Regions from separate parts of the Homo sapiens genome. Here region 2 is linked to region 1. The links are chromatin contacts, found by Hi-C or POLR2A ChIA-PET in ENCODE. All regions are on one chromosome and are shown on one strand. Each heading gives the region's core, a stretch centred on a gene start or an enhancer-like site at or near the end of the contact. The rest is flanking DNA. Distances are from core to core; before and after follow the strand shown.

Region 1 (5,954 bases), core at 2,994-5,493:
TGGCGTGATCTCGGCTCATAGCAACCCCCGCCTCCTAGATTTAAGTGATTCTCCTGCCTCAGCCTCCCGGAGTAGCTGGGATTACAGGTGTCTGCCACCACGTCCAGCAAATTTTTGTATTTTTAGTAGAGATGCTGTTTCATCACCATGTTGGTCAGGCTGGTCTCAAACTCCTGACCCTCAGGTGGTCCAACCGCCTCAGCCTCCCAAAGGGCTGGGACGACAGGCGTGAGCCAGCGCGCCTGGCCTTCTGAATTTCTAAAGTCCTGGAGAGGACGCCTGCTTCCTCCTAGGACACAGTGTGGACCGATTTCCACTCACCTCTGACTTCATCCTTTGCTCTCTCAGACAGATCCATTCGGTGCATCTTTTCAAAGACCTGGAGGCTCGCCATCTCCACCCAGTAGCTGTCACAATGGGTGGTGAGGATTTCTACCAGTTGCTTCCCATCAGCCTTGTCTACCTCCTTGTGGGGGATCTTCTGGAGCTCGTGTGCCAGGGAGAAGGTCGTGATCAGATACTTGAACTTGCTCAACTCATCCTGGCTGAGCTGCTCCAGGAGAGCCTGCAGGTTGAAGCCCATCTGCGCCGAAGACACCATCTTGTCCCACGTGGGAGCTGTGATGACAATCAAGGGAGGAGTGGAGAGGGATGGTGATTAGCACTCCTGTCTCAAATGCCAGTTCCTGCTGTGCCACGAACAAGGACACTCACCATCTACCCTGCTTCTTCAAGAACAAACTCCCAGCCTGGGCAACATAGTGAGACCCCCATCTCCATGAAAAATAAGTTAGCAGTGGGTGGTGGTACATGCCTGTAGTCCCAGCTACTCAGGAGGCTGCAGTGGGAGGATTGCTTGAGCCTGGGAGACTGAAACTGCAGTGAGCCTTGATTGTGCCACTGCACTCCCATCTGGGCAACAGAGCAAGACCTCAACTCATTTTACTTTTATTTACTTATTTTTGAGATAGTTTCACTCTGCAGCCCAGGCTGGAGTACAGTAGTACGATCTCAGCTCACTGCAACCTCTGCCTCCCAGGTTCAAACAGTTCTCCTGCCTCAGCCTCCCGACTAGCTGGGATTATGGGCACCCACCACCACGCTCAGCTACTTTTTGTATTTTTTTTTTTTTTTTTTTTGAGACGGAGTCTCACTTTGTCACCCTGGCTGGAGTGCAGTGCTGCAATCTCGGCTCACTACAACCTCTGCCTCCCGGATTCAAGCAATTCTCCTGCCTCAGCCTCCCAAGTAGCTGGGATTACAGGCATTCACCACTGTGCCCAGCTAATTTTTTTGTATTTTTAGTAGAGATGGGGGGTTTCACCAAGTTGGCCAGGCTGGTCTCGAACTCCTGACCTCGTGATTCACCTGCCTCAGTGCCCAGCTAGTTTTTCTAATTGCAAAATAACCAGCTACTGTCAGGGTTTTCCCTGAGGGGCTGCTCAGGTTCTAAAAGTTAACCTATAAAGCGAAAACACTCTCTCATTATAGCAAAGTAGTAACACAACAATGAAAGGACAAGCATAGATCAGATAAGGAAGTGGGGAGCTACGTGGATCACCCAGGAGACAAGAAACTTCGTGAAAACTGGGCTGAATATGATAATGCAAACACACAGCCGGGCGCGGTGGCTCACGCCTGCAATCCCAGCACTTTGGGAGGCCGAGGCGGGCGGATCGTGAGGTCAGGAGATCGAGACCATCCTGGCTAACACAGTGAAACCCCGTCTCTACTAAAAATACAAAAAATTAGCCGGGCGTGGTGGCAGGTGCCTGTAGTTCCAGCTACTTGGGAGGCTGAGGCAGGAGAATCGCTTGAACCTGGGAGTGGGAGGCAGAGGTTGTGGTGAGCTGACATGGCGCCACTGCACTCCAGCCTGGGGCGACAAGAGTGAAACTGTCTCAAAAAAAAAAAAGGCTTAAAGATAACTTAGTGGTGGAGCCTGGTCTCAGGACACAGGTGTGTGGCTTTTACTTTACTGAAGCTGGCCGGGGGGCCATGGCTCACACCTGGAACCCCAAACACTTTGGGAAGCCAAGGTGGGAGGATTGCTTGGAGTTTGAGACCAGCCTGGGCAACATGGCAAAACCCTGTCTCTACAAAAAAATACAAAAAAAAAAAAAATTGTGCTGGGCATAGTGGCATGCACCTGTAGTCCCAGCTACTGAGGAGGCTGAGGTGGGAGGATCACCTGAGCCAGGGAAGTTAAGGCTGCAGTGAGCTGTGATCGCACCACTGCACTCCAGCCTGGTAAAACAAACAAAAACACAACACTGGGGGTGGTGGCTGACGCTTGCAATCCCCGCACTTTGGGAAGCTCAGGTGGGTGATCACTCCAGTCCAGAAGTTCCAGACCAGCCTGGCAACTTAAGACCCTGTCTCTATTTTAAAAACAACAGGGCCGGGTGCGGTGGCTCACGCCTGTAATCACAGCACTTTGGGAGTCCAAGGTGGGAGGATCACCTGAGGTCTGGAGCTTGAGACCAGCCTGGCCAACATAGTGAAACCCTATATCGACTAAAAATACGAAAATTAGCCAGGTTGGTGACAGGCGGCTGTAGTCCCAGCTACTTAGAAGGCTGAGGCACGAGAATTGCTTGAACCTGGGAGGTGGAAGTTGCAGTGAGCTGAGATAGCGCCACTGTACTCCAGCCTGGGAAACAGAGCTAGACTTTGTCTCAAAAAAAAAAAAAAAAAAATAGCAGTAGCAACAAAAACTTTACAGAAAGGGTATAACACCTCTTTATATGATAGCTGTGAATAGCGTGAGAATGGCAACTGGCATAGGTATTTGCATAAGACTCAGGTCCGGAAGCTGGACTAGAATGATGCTAAGAGGCTCCCTCACCTCAGTGAATAAAAAACAATACCTTCTTGTTAAGAGGACTCATTAGACACAAAACCTTAGCACTGCCCAGGACTCCACACACAGCAACCACAGCATCTGACCTGTTCCAATATATTTTTTTTTTTGGAGCTCTCTATAGCTCTATCCTAAATCCCCCAAGAGAACAGAAATAAAAGCACACACAACTATCCTCTTATGAGCCAACCTTAACTAGAGTCTCTCTAGATCTAAGCATCTGCTACTCTTTCCCCAGTCAGAACCACTGAATTTTATTTTATTTTATTTTTTGAGACAGTTTCTCTCTTGCTGCGCAGGCTGGAGAGCAATGGTATGATCTAGGCTCCCCGCAACCTCCGCTTCCCGGGTTCAAGTGATTCTCCTGCCTCAGCCTCCTGAGTAGCTAGGATTACAAGTATGCGCTACCACGCCCACCTAATTTTATATTTTTAGTAGAGATGGGGTTTCTACATGTTGGTCAGGCTGGTCTCGAACTCCCGACCTCAGGTGATCCTCCCGCCTCGGCCTCCCAAAGCGCTGCGATTACAGGCGTGAGCCACTGAGACAGGCAGAACCACTTAATTTCTAACAGAAGAAAAGATTTAGGCCGGGCGCGGTGGCACCTGCCTATAATCCCAGAATTTTGGGAGTCTGAGGCAGGAAGATCGCTTGAGCCCAGGAGTTAGAGACCAGCTTCGGCAACATATTAAGACCCTACATCTAGTGAGTCTCTGCAAACAGTGGTAATAATAATATTATTAGCCAGAACAGATGTGGTGGCACCCTCCCACGGTCCCAGCTACTTCAAAGGCTGAGGCGTGAGGACTGCTTGAACCTGAGAGGTCAAGGGTTCAGTGAGCCGAGATCCTGCCACAGCGCTCCAGCCTGGGAAACAGAGTAAGACCCTCAAAAAAGAGAAGAAAAAAAAAAAAAAAAAAAAAAAAAAGGCTGGGCGCGGTGGCTCACGCCTGTAATCCCGGCACCTTGGGAGGCCGAGGCGGACTGAGACCAGCCTGGCCAACATGGTGAAACCCCGTCTCTACTAAAAATACAAAAAAATTAGCTGGGCATAGTGGCAGGTGCCTGTAGTCTCAGCTACTCGGGAGGCTGAGGCAGGAGAATGGCCTGAACCCGGGAGGCGGAGCTTGCAGTGAGCCGAGATCGCGCCACCGCACTCCAGCCTGGGCGACAGAGCGAGACTCCGTCTCAGAAAAAAAATATATGAAATAAAAGGAGAAATTTTACCAACTGTGGAATGGAGAAATAAAGAAATGAAGTTGCAGAGCTGCCGGAGAGCTACTCACCTCCCAACACCTGGCCCTACTCGCCGGCGGAGATGAGGGCTGCAGGTTGAGAAAGCTCTAATAAGGCTTCTCTCTCGGCCGCAGCCCTGTGATTGGCCCTCGGGGCGTAATCGTTGCTGAGCACTTCCTGTATCCACCGGAATTACTGAGAGGTCTTTTGGGGGCGGGGGGTGTTGGGGGGCGGTCCTTCACCTGAGCTTCCGGATCTCCACCTGTGGTCCTCCATCTTGACTGCCTGTTAAACTTACCTATGTGGAGCCTCATTTCAAAGCACGAACGCCTAGAGATTCTGCTTGATTGGTTACACTGGGACTGCCCAGACCCTGGAGTTCTTTCGAGAGTCCCAGATAACTGTGATTGCGGCCGAGGCTGAGAATCACCGCTTAGAAGCCTCAGCTGTGATTGGCTACCTTCTCCCATCACCCCAGGTATATTATTAATAAAAATCCAACCGTATTTCAAGTGAAATATCAATGACACGTCAACTATGAGACGCATGAAAAGCACCAAGTTCATCAGTTTCACATTCACAGTATTATTATTATTTTATTTTTAATGGAGTCTTGCTCTGTTCCCCAGGCTGGAGTGCAACGGCACGATCTCGGCTCCCCGCAGCCTCCGCCTGCCGGCTTCAAGTGATTCCCCTGCCTCAGCCTCCCGAGTAGCTGAGATTACAAGCATGCGCCACAACGCCTGGTTAATTTTTGTATTTTTTTCAATAGAGACGGGGTTTTGCCATGCTGGCCAGGCTGGTCTCAAACTCCCGACCTCAGGTGATCTGCCAGCCTCAGCCTCCTAAAGTGCTGGGATTACAGGCGTGAGCCACCTACTAAAAATACAAAAAATTAGCCGGGCGTGGTGGCGGGCGCCTGTAGTCCCAGCTACTCGGGAGGCTGAGGCAGGAGAATGGCGTGAACCCGGGAGGCGGAGCTTGCAGTGAGCAGAGATCGCGCCACTGCACTCCAGCCTGGGCGACAGAGCGAGACTCCGTCTCAGAAAAAAAATATATGAAATAAAAGGAGAAATTTTACCAACTGTGGAATGGAGAAATAAAGAAATGAAGTTGCAGAGCTGCCGGAGAGCTACTCACCTCCCAACACCTGGCCCTACTCGCCGGCGGAGATGAGGGCTGCAGGTTGAGAAAGCTCTATTAAGGCTTCTTTCTCGGCCGCAGCCCTGTGATTGGCCCTCGGGGCGTAATCGTTGCTGAGCACTTCCTGTATCCACCGGAATTACTGAGAGGTCTTTTGGGGGCGGGGGGTGTTGGGGGGCGGTCCTTCACCTGAGCTTCCCGATCTCCACCTGTGGTCCTCCATCTTGACTGCCTGTTAAACTTACCTATGTGGAGCCTCATTTCAAAGCACGAACGCCTAGAGATTCTGCTTGATTGGTTACACTGGGACTGCCCAGACCCTGGAGTTCTTTCGAGAGTCCCAGATAATTGTGATTGCGGCCGAGGCTGAGAATCACCGCTTAGAAGCCTCAGCTGTGATTGGCTACCTTCTCCCATCACCCCAGGTATATTATTAATAAAAATCCAACCGTATTTCAAGTGAAATATCAATGACACGTCAACTATGAGACGCATGAAAAGCACCAAGTTCATCAGTTTCACATTCACAGTATTATTATTATTTTATTTTTAATGGAGTCTTGCTCTGTTCCCCAGGCTGGAGTGCAACGGCACGATCTCGGCTCCCCGCAGCCTCCGCCTGCCGGCTTCAAGTGATTCCCCTGCCTCAGCCTCCCGAGTAGCTGAGATTACAAGCATGCGCCACAACGCCTGGTTAATTTTTGTATTTTTT
Region 2 (4,906 bases), core at 348-2,847, 190 kb before region 1:
TTCTGCAAGTCCCAGGAATCAGCTCTGGGCAACACTGTCCCAGCTGTGGAACCCGGAACTCCGCCCCTTGACATCCTGGCCCAGCCTCTTGAAGCCAGCAACCCAGCCCTTGAGGGCCTGACCCAGCCTCTGCAGGGTGGGACCCCACACTGTGAGCCCTGCCAGCTGCCCTCTGAGTCTCCAGGTTCACTCTCAGAGGTTCTGGCTCAGCCTCAGGGGGCCTTGGCTCCGCCCAACTGTGAGTCAGACTCCAAAACTGGAGTCTGACCCAACCCCTAGACACCCCTTATCTCCAACTTCCAAAGTCAGGTTGTAGGATGAGAACCCGCTGATACCATTCTAAGTCCGCTGCTAGAGTCCTCAATTTTATTCTAATCATTCCCACTCAGTACCCGCCACCCCCACCCCGGGAGTGTTGGTAGACTTTCAAATTCCATTTCTGAGATTCTATGGTCTATTCCTAGAATTCTAGATTGTTCTCTCAGAATTCCAAATTCCACTTCTGAGGCTCTAAGCCCAGCCTAGGATCTGACACTGAGTCTCAGGCCCTTGACTTTGGCCCCCTTGTTCCCAGGCACCCTGTGGCTGACTAGGGGCTGGGGTGTCTCCTCACCAGGGCCTGGTCAGCACCCAGATGGTTCAAGTAAAGCAAGTTGTGTCCACCCTTCTGTGTGTCCAAGCGTCTTTCCTGTCCTATGTCCGTCTCCAGGGCTGGGAGAGAAAGGCCCAGGAGTGCTGGACAGAGGAAGCCAGAAACCAGATTCCTGGGTTTCCAAGTGGACGAGGGATGGATTTCCCAGTGCTATTGACTGAGAGCTAGCCCCGAGCACAGCTGCATCCTCAAATTAATCAACAACATTTATTGAGTGGCCTGGACTCCTGGGTCTGAGGGGAGAGGGATTGGGGTCCTGGACTCCTCGGTCTGAGGGGAGAGGGATTGGGGTCCTGGACTCCTGGTCTGAGGGAGGAGGAGCTGAGGGTGCAGACTCTTGAGTCTGAGAGAGGAAGTGTGCTGGGGGCCTGCCTGGACTCCCTTGTCTGAGGGAGGGGCTGGGGGCCTGGACCCCTGGGTCTGAGGGAGGAGGGGCTGGGGGCCTGGACTCCTGGGTCTGAGGGAGGAGGGGCTGGGGCCTGGACTCTTGGGTCTGAGGGAGGAGGGGCTGGGGCCTGGACTCTTGGGTCTGAGGGAAGAGGAGCTGGGGGCCTGGACTCTTGGGTCTGAGGGAGGAGGGGCTGGGGGCCTGGACTCTTGGGTCTGAGGGAAGAGGAGCTGGGGGCCCAGACACTTGAGTCTGAGGGAAAAGGGGGCTGGGGGCCTGGACTCCTTGTGTGAGGGAGTGGCCAGGGTCTCCCAGGGTCCTGGGACTGAGGGAGGAGGAGGTTGGGAGGTCGGGCATTCTCTGGGTCTGAGGGAGGAGGGGTCTAGGACTCCAGGATCAGAGGGAGGAGGGTCCGGATTCCTGTGCCCGGAGGTGGCTGGTGATCCAGCTGGAGCAGGGCCCACCCCGCCCCTCACGCGCCCCCGTTATCTGGCATAGTGGGCAGGGGGAGGAGGAGGTGACAGTATATTTAGTCTGTGTCCTCGCCCTTTATCTCAGTGTCCTCGGGGAGTCTCAAGCAGCCCGGAGGAGACTGACGGTCCCTGGGACCCTGAAGGTCACCCGGGCGGCCCCCTCACTGACCCTCCAAACGCCCCTGTCCTCGCCCTGCCTCCTGCCATTCCCGGCCTGAGTCTCAGCATGGCGGATGGGTGAGTGATGCCCCAAGGCAGTGGGAGTTGGGGGCGACCTCCCGGGTTCCCAAGAGGGGTCGCAGCTGAGAGGCTGGACCCTTGGCCTGCGAGGTAGGCGTAGGGACTCTTGGGTGAAGAGAGGAAGTGGGTTTGCGAGTCAGACTCCTGGAACCCAAGGAAGGGGAAGCGCGGTCCCCCGACCTCTTGTTCAGAGGGGACTCCAGGGGTCCCTTAGGAGACAGGACACAGCCCACCACTAACCCCCCTCCTTGGTTTCTCTCCTTCCAGGAGCAGCGATGCGGTGAGAGCAGCGGGCTAAGGCGTGGCTGGGACCCCCAGGGCCAGGGTGGGCGCTGCAGTGAGGGGTCTGGGGCGGGAGGCTGCAGCCCTAGCAGAGGGTGCGGTACGGTAAGGGCTGGGTGGGGTCTTGGTGGTGATGGGGTCCCCACTCCTCCTAACCCAGGCTAGGGAACCTCGCCCTGCACCAGCCCCAATCAGACGCCGCTCCTCCAACTACCGCGCTTATGCCACGGAGCCGCACGCCAAGGTGGGACGGGGCTTCCTGGGGGCAGAGTACAGGCGCCGGAGGGATCCAAGACCCTGGGAGTGGGGGGAGGAGCCAGGGCTGCGAAGGGGGCGGGGACTACGCGGAGGGGCTTCAGGGGCGGAGTTTTGCAGAGGGTCATGCTCGGATTGGTGACAGCAGCCTGCGGGCGGAACTCCGTTGCCCTCGGACTTGCTTAGGGATAGATGGGAAGTGCCTATCCAAAGGAAGAGACCCAGATTGGTGGATGGGAATGAGGGGCGTGGCCTCCCGTAGACTCAGGGCTCAAGTTGGACGTGGGCCCAAATCTGGACCGGCTGGGTTTGCTGGGGGTGTCTTGAGGTCCCCTCCACCGTCGTCTCCGAATCCCCCTCCATGATCCTTCCTTGCTCCATCTCACCCTGGCAGAAAAAATCTAAGATCTCCGCCTCGAGAAAATTGCAGCTGAAGGTGAGGACGGGCGGGACTGGGAAAGAGCAGGCAGGTGCTCAGGGGGCGGAGCTTGAGAATGGGTGGGGCTTTCGGGGTAGGTGGGCGGAAGTGGGCGGGGTTTGGCCGCTCGGGGCGTGGCTTTAGCGGGGAGTACTGCTCGGGGTGGGACGGGGCCTTGGAACAGTGGAGACCAAACTGGAGGGTTTAGAAGGGCAGAGGCGGTTCCCCACGCCTGGTCTTTATCCTGAAGCCCCGGGTGGGCTGCGCTTCCCTCCCACCCCTCTGCAGACTCTGCTGCTGCAGATTGCAAAGCAAGAGCTGGAGCGAGAGGCGGAGGAGCGGCGCGGAGAGAAGGGGCGCGCTCTGAGCACCCGCTGCCAGCCGCTGGAGTTGGCCGGGCTGGGCTTCGCGGAGCTGCAGGTACCGGCTCCCAAGGATGCGAGGTTTCTAGTCCCGGAATTCAGCAGTACAGCCTCTATCCCCTCTTCTGCTCGGGACCCAGGCGTCCAATATGGCTGTCCTTACCCAATTATATATGGTTCGTGGGACTCCTGGCCCCTAACACCCTTTGTGTGCAGGTCTGTGGAGTCTTGGCTCCAACCTACTCCTTCAGGACCATGTGGCCCTCCTATCCCAGACAGAAGCCCAAGCCCCAGCCCCTCCTCCCTCAGACCCTGGAGTCCAGGCCCCAGCCCCTCCTCCCTCAGACCCAGGAGTCCAGTCCCCAGCCCCTCCTCCCTGAGACCCTGAAGTCCAGGCCCCAGCCCCTCCTCCCTCAGACCCTGGAGTCCAGGCCCCAGCCCCTCCTCCCTCAGACCCTGGAGTCCAGGCCCCAGCCCCTCCTCCCTCAGACCCTGGAGTCCAGGCCCCCAGCCCCTCCTCCCTCAGACCCTGGAGTCCAGGCCCCAGCCCCTCCTCCCTCAGACCCAGGAGTCCAGTCCCCAGCCCCTCCTCCCTCAGACCCTGGAATCGAGGCCCTCAGCCCCTCCTCCCTCAGACCCTGAAGTCCAGGCCCCAGCCCCTCCTCCCTCAGACCCTGAAGTCCAGGCCCCAGCCCCTCCTCCCTCAGACCCTGAAGTCCAGGCCCCAGCCCCTCCTCCCTCAGACCCAGGAGTCCAGTCCCCAGCCCCTCCTCCCTCAGACCCTGGAGTCCAGGCCCCAGCCCCTCCTCCCTCAGACCCTGGAGTCCAGGCCCCAGCCTCTCCTCCCTGAGACCCTGGAGTCCAGGCCCCAGCCTCTCCTCCCTCAGACCCTGGAGTCCAGGCCCCAGCCCCTCCTCCCTCAGACCCTGGAGTCCAGGCCCCAGCTCCTCCTCCCTCAGACCCTGGAGTCCAGGCCCCAGCCCCTCCTCCCTCAGACCCTGGAGTCCAGGCCCCAGCCCCTCCTCCCTCAGACCCAGGAGTCCAGTCCCCAGCCCCTCCTCCCTCAGACCCTGAAGTCCAGGCCCCAGCCCCTCCTCCCTCAGACCCAGGAGTCCAGTCCCCAGCCCCTCCTCCCTCAGACCCAGGAGTCCAGTCCCCAGCCCCTCCTCCCTCAGACCCTGGAATCGAGGCCCTCAGCCCCTCCTCCCTCAGACCCAGGAGTCCAGGCCCCCAGCCCCTTCTCCTCCCTCAAACCCAGGAGTCCAGGCCCCCAACTCCTCCCTCAGACCCAGGAGTCCAGGCCCCCAGCCCCTTCTCCTCCCTCAGACCCAGGAGTCCAGGCCCCGAGCCCCTTCTCCCTCAGACCCAGGAGTCCAGGTCTCCCTGTTTTTGGTTCCCCCAACAACACACACCACGTTCCTCCTCCAGGACTTGTGCCGACAGCTCCACGCCCGTGTGGACAAGGTGGATGAAGAGAGATACGACATAGAGGCAAAAGTCACCAAGAACATCACGGAGGTGGGACGCATGGGCAGCTCGGGTACCTTCGGGGTAGGGTGAGATGGCTGGGACTTGGTCTCTGCCTGACCCCTTGCAGCTGCTTTTGGCTGCACATCCCAGGAGACCCAGGACAACTGTGAGCCTGGCAGGGCTGGGGCAGAAGGATGAGTACAATATAGTCAAGGAAAGCTGTTCTAGGCAGAGGGAACAGCACATGCAAGGCCATGGGTTGGGAAACAGAAAATAAGTTAGTGAACATGCTCAGGGCATCACATGTTGGTAAATTAGCTCAGGCACTGGCCAGGGAATTGTGATTTGCATGTAGCTGGACCAGGT

The links. A loop is a pair of places that touch in the nucleus more often than their neighbours do. ChIA-PET counts read pairs that join two places held with the same protein, here RNA polymerase II (POLR2A). Pooled maps may share reads with other maps.
Region 2: POLR2A ChIA-PET joins it to region 1 with 20 read pairs in OCI-LY7. The contact joins the promoter of TNNI3 here to the promoter of NLRP2 in region 1. A Hi-C loop is called at or near these places in 3 of 50 pooled maps. POLR2A ChIA-PET finds 5 or more read pairs at or near these places in 2 of 52 experiments (OCI-LY7 and WTC11).

Annotation. Positions count from the first base shown.
Region 1 is chr19:54,964,663-54,970,616 of GRCh38, reverse strand. It overlaps NLRP2 (NLR family pyrin domain containing 2), which reads right to left and starts at 4,243. Exons shown (of 13, transcript NM_017852.5): 1 at 4,150-4,243; 2 at 322-618. The coding sequence starts at 601. It also overlaps a transcript of NLRP7 not described here.
Region 2 is chr19:55,154,423-55,159,328 of GRCh38, reverse strand. It overlaps TNNI3 (troponin I3, cardiac type), which reads left to right and starts at 1,597. Exons shown (of 8, transcript NM_000363.5): 1 at 1,597-1,750; 2 at 2,021-2,033; 3 at 2,196-2,279; 4 at 2,685-2,726; 5 at 2,997-3,128; 6 at 4,499-4,588. The coding sequence starts at 1,740. It overlaps DNAAF3 (dynein axonemal assembly factor 3), which reads left to right. Exons shown (of 12, transcript NM_001256715.2): 12 at 1-664. The coding sequence ends at 267. It overlaps DNAAF3-AS1 (DNAAF3 antisense RNA 1), which reads right to left and starts at 20. Exons shown (of 4, transcript XR_007067345.1): 1 at 1-20. RefSeq lists an enhancer at 1,819-2,406.